Regions from separate parts of the Mus musculus genome. Here region 1 is linked to region 2. Evidence: chromatin loops called from intact Hi-C (ENCODE). Cell type or tissue: gastrocnemius. All regions are shown on one strand. Links, peaks and the distances in the headings refer to the core of each region. The heading gives the core; the rest is flanking DNA.

Region 1 (4,000 bases), core at 1-4,000, 290 kb before region 2:
GAAAGGGCTCCAGAAATGTCTTTCAGGGCTCAATGGCCAAGCATACACCGTGAGACCACTACATGCCTATGAGGGCTCAGGAACCCGAGGGCGAGACTAGAACTCCTCAGCCAGGTGCCACGGGACATTTTGCAGAAAGAATCCATTGTCACCAGCCATCCACACACAAGGCTGCAGCTCCTTTGGCATCCTGTACCAATAAATAGATATACAGAGAAGTCTAACATTGCAGCACAGTGAGGACTGTATGTATGCCAGGCTCTGTGTTAGGGCTCGAGAATCAAACCTGTATCAGTTCAAAGAGCACAGAGCTTCAGAGGCACGCCCCTGAGTGGAGACACAGACAAGGTTAGTGCAGTGGGTGCAAAGGCTGCTGGGTAGCCACCAGGAGTCTGACGGAGCCCCACTTCATAGCCCTGGCAGAGCCAGCCTCCCAGACCGGCCAGGGCTATTAATACCCGGCTGAATCAGGGGGCTCTTGAGTTGCAGCCTAAGATGCACAGAGAGCACGGTAGATATTCTTGACTCCTGACCTGCCCCGCCCCCTTTCCACCTGCCCTTTCCTGTCAGCATCTATGGAAAGTAGCAGGTGCTGATGCAAAGTGTGTGTGTGTGTGTGTCTTGAAAGACAGGAGGGATGGGGGAGGGTGAGAACTGAGAGATTACCAGTCCCGCACTGATTTACTAGGTGGCCTGAGTGAGGAAGTCACCACTTTGAATTTCCTCATCCTAAGAAGGAGACAGAACAATGTGAAACAGACTGTGACTGTCAAGGGCACTGCTGGTGTGCAACAAATACCTGCTTGTCCTGTGCCATGGGTCTTACCCTGGAGAGCGGCTATGAAGGACACTGACCAAACCTGCCCTAGGACTGACTCTTGGATGGGTGGTGAGGCAGCAGCTAGTCAGATGTGACCTCTGCACAGCTTGGTTCTATGTGTCTCCAACCGGCACCCTGTCCCACTGTGCTGTGGTGTTCTGGCTGTAGCTGCTCCTTCTCCATGTGTTGCTGGACAGCCAGCTTCCTATGGGAAGGCTCGGCCAGGCTAGCTGAGTGTAGACCTGGGCCCAACAACTATGCTGACAACTGGAATGCTTAAGATCAAATGTCCATCCAGGTCTCCCTATTGTCAGACAACTCATTTCTCCTGGATAGTTGTCCAGACTATCAACTATCTTCAAGCTAACATGGCACCCACAACCCCAGCTCTGAAATCTATACGTTGTTCTTCCAGGACACAGAAAGGCCATGTGCGTGCCACTTGCACTCATACTCATGAGCAATGCCATACCCAGACCACTGACAACAGGCCTGGTTTATGAAGATCTGAGGACTGGACTTTGGGATTTGTGCTAGCTAGACAAGTGCTCAACAATCTAAACCACAGCCCCTGGCCCCAAGTCATCTAGCCAGTTAGAAACGGAGCCCAGCCTGTAGACTCAGAATCCTGCATATGTGGCCTGCCTCACAAGTGACTTCAGGGATGTTCACCATACCATATCCTCTTGGGGTTCAAGTCCCACTTTTCTTCAAAATTTTCTAAGCCAAGCCTCCGCAGGAACCCAGGAGAGAACTTTGCGGACCCTTCCCTGTTGAGAACAAGGGTCTGGTGATCTATACACTGGGCCCTTCCCATCTACTCTATACTGGGATGCTATTTTCACCCACAGTGGGAAGACCTCCATTTCCTTCCCTCCCTGCCCAGGAGGGGCAGTGTGTGCACACATGGAAGGGGAAAGGGAGACCGTGTGAGATTGCCTTGCCTCTCACTAATGAAGGCGTGCCAATTTTCCATGCAGACTGAAATGAAGCCGCTCTCAGAGGGAAACTGAATTCGGATAAAGGGAAAAGCATCATCGCAGTGGCTTCCCTTCCTGGTGATTCCTGCTCCCTGGACACCAGGCTGTGTCTCATGGCAACAGCATTCACACTTTGCTAAAATAAAAGCTCCCACCAGCTGGACCCCTCATTAAAGTGGAGCCCCAGGGTTAGTGCTTCCTCGGTGAGTGGCAGAAGGGTGCTGGCTGCCCTCCAAGAGGACCCCACCTCCTGGGCACAGGAGCCCCCAGGTAGAGTGGCCAAGAGCCTATCTGGCCATCCCATCTGGCTTTCTCCACTCTGATGTGTCAGACGGTACCAGGGCTGTGAGAATCTCAGCCTGGAGAGTGAATTGGATCTTGTGGTTGATGACTGATAGTGGGACAGAGAGAGCTGAGTTCAAATCCTCACTGCTGTTTAGTCGAGGTTCTTTCTGAGCTATGTCAGTTCTCCAGGACTCCCACGAAGATATAGATGAAGGCTGTGGCTGGCATATTACCCCATGGCTTCTCCCAAATTAATTTCCTCCATTCTCCCCCTTCTCTTTTTTCTCTTTTGAGGCAGGGTCTCATGCATCCTAGGCGAGCATACAACTCATGATGTAGCCCAGGTTAGCCTTGAGCTCATGGTAATTCTCTTGCCTCAGACTCCCAAGTTCTGGGATTACAGGTATATACACCATACTTGATTTATTATACTATCCTTTTAAAAATTATATAATGTCTGCTAATAACTTCTTCTTCTTCTTCTTCTTCTTCTTCTTCTTCTTCTTCTTCTTCTTCTTCTTCTTCTTCTTCTTCTTCTTCTTCTCCTTCTCCTTCTCCTTCTCCTTCTCCTTCTCCTTCTCCTTCTCCTTCTCCTTCTCCTTCTCCTTCTCCTTCTTCTTCTTCTTCTTCTTCATCTTTTTTCTTTTCTCTTTTTGGAGCCTACAGGGTATTACTAGGTAGCTCAGGCTGGCTTTGAACTCACTGTATAGACCAGGCAGGCACCGAATCCACATCCTTTACCTCCTGAATGCTGGGATTAAAGGTGTGCATGGCCACACCTAGCTTTCTTTTCATCTTTTTATTTATTAATTAATCTTGGCTTCCCTTCTTGACCTGCCCTCTACAACTTATAACATTGTATGATTCTTGTTATCTTAGAGAGTACTTCTATTCATGAAATATAGTCACTACAAAACATCTTGAGGCTTACACCAACAGCTTCAGGCCTAAGCATCAAGAGCCCACCTGGAGTCACGGAGTGGCAGCAGCCATCTGTGTGTGAGGATGCCCTCGGATGCTCCTACGAGATCTCCTCAGTACACATTTCCCGGGCCATGTCTCTCGGTGTGAAGAGCTAGTCTGCACCAAAGAGGCTTAAAGAGGCTCAACTGGACAAAATGCAGGCCTTAGATTGGGTCCTCAGAGGTCAAGAGAAAAACAAAATTGTTGAAAAGATTAGTGTTGAGGGCCAGGAAGATGGTTCAGTGGACTAAGGCGCTTGCTGATGGAGTTTGATTTCCACCCAGCTTCACATGAGGGGAGAACTAATTCCCACAAGTTGTCCTCTGACCCCACCACACAAAACAAATAATGTAAATTGTTTTGAAAAAAATCGATATTGAGAAAATTAGCCAATGTGAAATACACCATAAATTTTCTGAATGTGACTATGGTGCTTTGAAATAGTGTTCCACCTGAGAAATGTCCCTCATAGGCGCGTGTATTGGACATGTGACTGATGGCTGTGTTAGGGAAGGTGTTTTGTCACTGTAGCAGACACACAACAGCACAGAGACCTGTAATGTAGCTATTGAAACATTCCCTTCTGGAGGGAGGACAGAAGCTTATAAGACCCCAGAACTAGAGGAAACTTAAAGGGCTCAGGAAATTCCTGAAAATTATAGGATTCACACGGACCACCCGCAGTCATAAAAGCAGTAACAACTGGTGGGAGAACTCCAAGCAGAACTTGGAGGGAGCACCAGGGATGTGGCTTTATGAGTCCTCTCAGGCTGTGGTGGGCTTTTTATGGATGCAGCTGTCTTTAACAGCTCCTGAAGGAAAACTCACTGGTTTGCTAATCTAGACTTGGGCTGAAACTTTGTTCTCTTCAGTGCTCTATCTGTGGTGAAGAGATGCTTGCTCACATCTATCCAGGAAAATTCTCATAGCAACTCATTATCACTGTTCAAAG
Region 2 (5,636 bases), core at 820-4,819:
AAGAAAGAAAGAAAGAAAGAAAGAAAGAAAGAAAGAAAGAAACTGAGTCACAAAACTGAAGGAGGGAACTCAAGTGAGCAGCTGCCATGATGGAAGAAACTGAGATGAAGACAATTCAGAACCTGTACTTGAAGGATAGAAGGACCTTTAAGTTCGCCTCTGAGCAGTTGCAGAAGCTAAGAAAGTGCTTCGAGACAGACCGTTACCCTAAGGAGGAAACTCTGCAGGCCTTGGCTGAGGAACTCAAACTGCGGAAAGAAGTCATCAGATACTGGTTCTTCAAGCAGCATCAAAGAGAAATGAAGAGGAAGCTGGGGGTTTTTTGGCTTCAAGGCTTGGGGAAGACTCAGATCCTGCTACTCATCAAGAGTGACCACCAGGCAGAAGAAATCCAAGGAGCCCTCTCAAAATGACCCTGGACTCCCCGAAGCATTGGAATCCTTGAAGAGGCTCACAGTCTCCTGGGTACCAAAGCAGAGATGGCATGTCACAGGATCGCTGACTCCCGAGCATATCCAGGGAGTCTGCTCTGTTTGTTAAAGTTTTTCCAAATTCCTTGCTGGGGCAGGGGATGTTGGTTTTTTATGTCTATCCATGGTACATTAATAATAAGCTATTGCTACAAAACAAAAATGACTGCTGTAAACAGAAACAAAAGAAAAAGAAAAAGAAAAAGAAAAAGAAAAAGAAACTGAGTCACAGAATGTGACCTCAGCTGTACTCCAAAGCCCTCTAGGCAATTACTTGATCACAGAACAGGCTAGCATGTCTCTGTTCAGCCATGGACTGCCTAGACTCCCCACCAATCAGAGGTGGCTTGTATGAGGTGCTCCGGGTAAGGTCATGGTGACTAGCAACATTGTAGCCGCTTTAGATTGTGTAGGCAGCTGAAGGGCTCACCTAGGGTTAGCCCCCTAGGAAGACACACTTATATCACTTTCCTGAGCTGCTGCCTCCAACCACTCAGCCTGGATCCTTCACTTCTCCAGCCCTCTGGCCTCCCTGTCTTCCTGTGAAGGACACCACCTGGGCTCCATCACTGGGGTACAGGGTGGTACAGGGCCAGCCTCCATGTTCCATGGGCTCCTTTAGTGCCCTTTAAGGAGCAGAGCCAGGCACTCCTGTTGCTCAGACCTCTCTACCAGTCTTCTCCACTGGCTCTTTGATTCTTTTATTATGCTAAAATATGCATAACTACATAACTTTTGTTGTCTTCAGGGCGTGGTTTGGGTGACTTGAAGCACACAGAGCGCCATCACTGTGCCGCAGTCACTGGCATCCATCTCTAGGACACTTCTTTCTCCCCAGTGCTTCCCACAAACATCAGCCCCTCCTCCCAGCCTCAGCTCTGTTTGAACTTGACTCTCAAAGGTCCCTCGCCTGGATGGACCTGTCGCTTAACCTTTACTCACTGGCTAGTTCTCACTTAGCACAATGTCCACATATGCTCACCGGTGTTGGAGCATATGTCATCACGTCTTTCCTTCTTCTCCAGGGTGAGTGACATTCTACCGTGTAGGTGTCCACTTTTCACCCAGCGATCGATCTGAGGTGAGTGGGTGGGTGGGCACTTCTCCTGGGCTACATTGCTGCTGCCGCTGTGGGGTTGGGGTGTCAAGTCCCTGCATCCTTCTTCAGTCCTTGCTTGCTGCCAAGAATAGCTGCTCATCTTTCCCAGTTCTAGGCTGCGTTCAATTTTTAAGTATTTATTTATTTGTGTGTACATATGTGTGGGGGTGGTGAGTGCATTGGCCACAGCAGGTGAGTGGAGATCAAAAGATGACTGTTGGGAGTCCCGGTCTCTCCTTCTACCATGTGGGGCGGCAAGCACCCACACCCAATGCCTTCCAAAGCATGTGGGTGGGAGGAGATTCAGAGAGCATCTTGTGGAAGCTGGTTGCCTCCTTCCACCATGGGGTGGGGTGGGGGTCCTGGGAATTGAACCCAGGTCATAAGGCTTAGCAGCATCCCAGGAGCCACAGCTGTCTAGGAGCCCTGGTCCTGGATTGCCACCACCCACTTTTAGAGTGTGCCTCCCTACTTCAATTAACAATAAATATGTCCCTTACAGGCACGCCCAGAGGCTTGCATCTGACGGGAGTCCGGAGCCTGCCAGTTGACAACAGTAACTGTGACAGTTGTTTCTGGTTTGTTTTTTATGTACAACTTGGTGTGAAACTTGCTTTTCCTGGGAGCCTGTTGTAACATTCCATTCCATAAATCTTTTTTACTAACTTCTAAAACGTAATGTTTTGTGAAGGATGACTGAGAGCTAGCCTCCCTGGGCCCACTTCCTATGTTCTCTGACTCTCCCCACCCCCGCCCCCAGTCATTCTCTGGCTCGCTCTGGCTCTCTCCTTGGGCCCTTTCTTGGCATGTGCCTTTTCCCCTGGCCCCTTTCTCTAGGCAGGCTCCCACTCTGGGATCTCTCCCTCTGTGAACTGTCCGCCCCCACCCCCATGTTTTTGCTTTGGGCTCTTTTGATGGACAGCCTCACTGCAGCCCCCCACACACCTTTTCTCTGCTATGGCTAGTGCTGTCTCACCACAGATACCTTCCCATTATCTGAGCTATTTCCACCCATCAGTTTTCTCTTTGGTTTTCAGACCCTCTAATCCTTCCACAGGCATCTTTATCTCTGAGGTATGTTTAGGGATGGTCTGCCTCCAGGACACTGAGGTTATCCTAGCTGATACTATTTTAGTTGACAGTGGTGGGTTGATTGGGGGGGGGGCTTTACGTCTGGATTTACTTCTTGTTCTGTGGATCAGTTTGCCAGTCACTCAATGTCCTTGTGGCATTGGCCTCACAACATGTCTGAGTCTGGTGGTGTGGCAGCAGCAGCCTTGAGATCTATTTGGTTCTCATTTCCTTTCTGAATCAGCTTATCAAAGTCTAGGAAAAACCTGGGGCTGGAAAGGCTGCTCAGTGATTAGAGCACTGGCTGCTTTTGTAGAGGACCCAGTTTCCCCCGTACCCACATGGCAGCTCATGATTGGTTTTAACTCCAGCTCCAGGAGACCTGGAGCCCCCTTCTGGCTACTGTTGGTACTGCATGCATACATAAAAATAAAGGTATTTTTCTAAAAAAAGGAAAAACCTATTGACTGTAAAGAGCATATGCAGCCTTCCTGTTCATGAGCATGGTATGCCTCTGCTTTAATTTACATTCATTTCTCCCAGTGACATCGAGTAGCTTTGGGTGTCTACAACTCTTGACACAGTGATACTTACAGTTACCACACAGTGAAGTGTCTCTGGCTCGGCCCATGGCCTCTCCCAGAGGCTGAGGGTAGATGTGTGACTCAGTGAGTAATGGGGAAGTGAGAGTGGTCTGGAGACAGAAGGTGGTGCCAACAGTGTGCACATGCTTAATGCCAAGAAAACATGAGCTAAGGTAAGGTTAATGTGCGTCTTTGCCTGGCAAGGTGGTCTACACCTATAATCCCAGCACTGGGGAGTTAGAGGCAGGAAAGCAGGAGCTCAGGGCCAGCCTGGGCTACATGAGATCTCATCTGAGAAAAGCAAACAAGTTTGATGTTGTGTTTGATGTTGTATGCTCTTCCCACACTCGCTAACTCTGGGAGGCTGTCTCTGCTCGTGCTGCCGTGGGCCTAGAAAACAGGCTATGAGCTGATCTCTGAATGCAGGGACTGGGGGATGAAGCTTTTCACGTTTATTTTGCCTTTTTGTTTTTGTACAGTTTGTTTGTTTGCTTGTTTGTTTGTTTGTTTGTGGCAGGGCCTCACTACATAGCCCTGACTGGCCTGAAATTTAAAATGCTGCCAGGCTGGGTGTAACTCACGGTCCCTTGCTGCTTCACTCTTTCTATCTCCTGAGTTCGGGGATTAAAGGTGCCCACAACTATGCCCAGCCTTCTGGCCTTTTCTTTTCTATTTTCCTTCTTTTCTTAAGGTTTATTTTCATTTGTGTGGGGGTGTGGGGATGTATATGCAACAGCTGTCCACGGAGGCCAGAAGAGAGTCTCAGGTCCCCTGCAGCTGCAGTCATAGGCAGTTGTGATCTACCTGGGTGCTGGGAACTGAACTGTGGTCCTCCGTAAGAGCAGCAACGATTCTTAACCACGGCTCATCACTCCAGCCCCTCTGAAAGAGAAGCTGAAAGCTGAAAGCTTCTCTGTGTTTCTCTGCTTTCGTGTGTGTGTGTGTGTGTGTGTGTGTGTGTGTGTGTGTTTGTGTGTGTGTGTGTATGTGTGTGTGTGTGTGTTTAGGGAGCTTGAAACACACACACACTTCTTCCCCTCAAGACAGGGTTTCTCTGTATAGTCCTGGTTGTCCTGGGATCCACTCTGTAAACCAGGCTGGCCTTGAACTCAGAGATCTGCCCCCATGCCCAACTCAGACATGCATAATATTGAAAAAAAAAAAAACCTTAAATACAGAAAAGTGAGGAGAACAATAAAACATTGATGTATGTATTACTTTTGCAGCTTCAAAAAAAATCTATACTATGAGAAAAAAAATCAATGTTCTCAACCAAAACAAAAATGAAAAAAAGGAACAACGTAATTATTTGAAAAATACCCCTGGCTAAGCTTCAGTCAGAAAGTCAGGGGCAGAGTCGGGTTCCCCCTCCCCCACCCTCCCAGCACCTGTCCCTAGCCAGACAGTGGCTAGTGGGGCCACTTTAGGAAGACTGGATGGATCTTCGATCAGCCTTGACCCCCAACCCTGAGTCCATTACAGGCAGACACTACTCTTTTAAATCTATAGGATGGGCACTGTCCTGCATCCTACAGTTCCTTGTATTTGGGAAGCCAAGAGTTCAAAGCCAGCTTGAGCAATGTAGCAAGACTCCAGAAGGAAAAAAAAGCAACAGCAACAACAAAAACTGGAGGAGAGAGAAGGAAGGGAAAGGAGGCGGTTCTGGGCGGTTCTGGGCAGTTCTACTCTTGCTGGTTTTGGGAGCCTGATCTCCACGTACTAAGTCATCATGTCTAAACAGCATCTCAAACAAGTATCAAATGCGTTTTTGTGCTTCTTATTAGTTTGGATCCTGCTCCATGCTTCAGCCAAAGTCTGTAGTTCTAAGGCCCTGCCTAAGGCTACACCCCAAGACAGGGAACCCTCATCCCTGGAGAGCCAAGCAGGATGGGGACACGCAACCCAAGTATTGACTCTGATACACAAACCAGGGCTCAACCGCACATGGAGCAAAGAGTGAAGCACTTTTTCTGGGGCGTCTCGACCTTGTATTCTCTCTCTCTCTCTCTCTCTCTCTCTCTCTCTCTCTCTCTCTCTCTCTGTGTGTGTGTGTGTGTGTGTGTGTGTGTGTGTGTGTGTGTGTGTGTGTGTGTATTTGTGTCTCTGTCTCTCTGTCTTTCTCTGTCTCTGTCTCTATCAGTCTGTCTGCCTCCCCCACCCGTGTGTGCGTGTGTGTGTGTGTGTGTGTGTGTGTGTGTGTGTGTGTGTGTGCGTGCATGTGTGTTGCATGCCTGTATGAAGGCATATATGTTCCTGAGCAGGCAGCGTGAAGAGGCCAGGGTTGCACTGGCATGCCTTCCTTAACTAGTCTCTACCTTATTTTAGACTTTGTTTTTACAGGGGTGCACGAGTGTATGCCCTAGTGCATGTGTAGAGGTCAGAGGAGAACTTGTGGGAGCCGGTCCTTTCTGT

The links. Hi-C counts contacts between places; a loop is a spot of excess contacts. Peaks named below come from ENCODE experiments on the same cell type or tissue, not always from the same donor. Only the 100,000 strongest peaks of a DNase experiment are listed, where the experiment ranks them.
Region 1: it touches region 2 in a loop (2.2-fold over the local background); 1 of 42 quality-filtered maps calls a loop at or near these places.

What each region holds. Positions count from the first base shown.
Region 1 is chr2:29,260,797-29,264,796 of GRCm38, forward strand. No RefSeq gene overlaps it. Among named protein-coding and RNA genes, the nearest start is that of 6530402F18Rik, 9.8 kb to the left of the region's middle. In gastrocnemius, for the core only: a CTCF peak has its summit at 1,710; DNase peaks (open chromatin) are centred at 1,736 and 2,015; H3K27ac peaks cover 2,178 bases.
Region 2 is chr2:29,551,140-29,556,775 of GRCm38, forward strand. No RefSeq gene overlaps it. Among named protein-coding and RNA genes, the nearest start is that of Gm30761, 7.2 kb to the left of the region's middle. In gastrocnemius, for the core only: a CTCF peak has its summit at 3,045 (motif pointing left); a DNase peak (open chromatin) is centred at 3,022.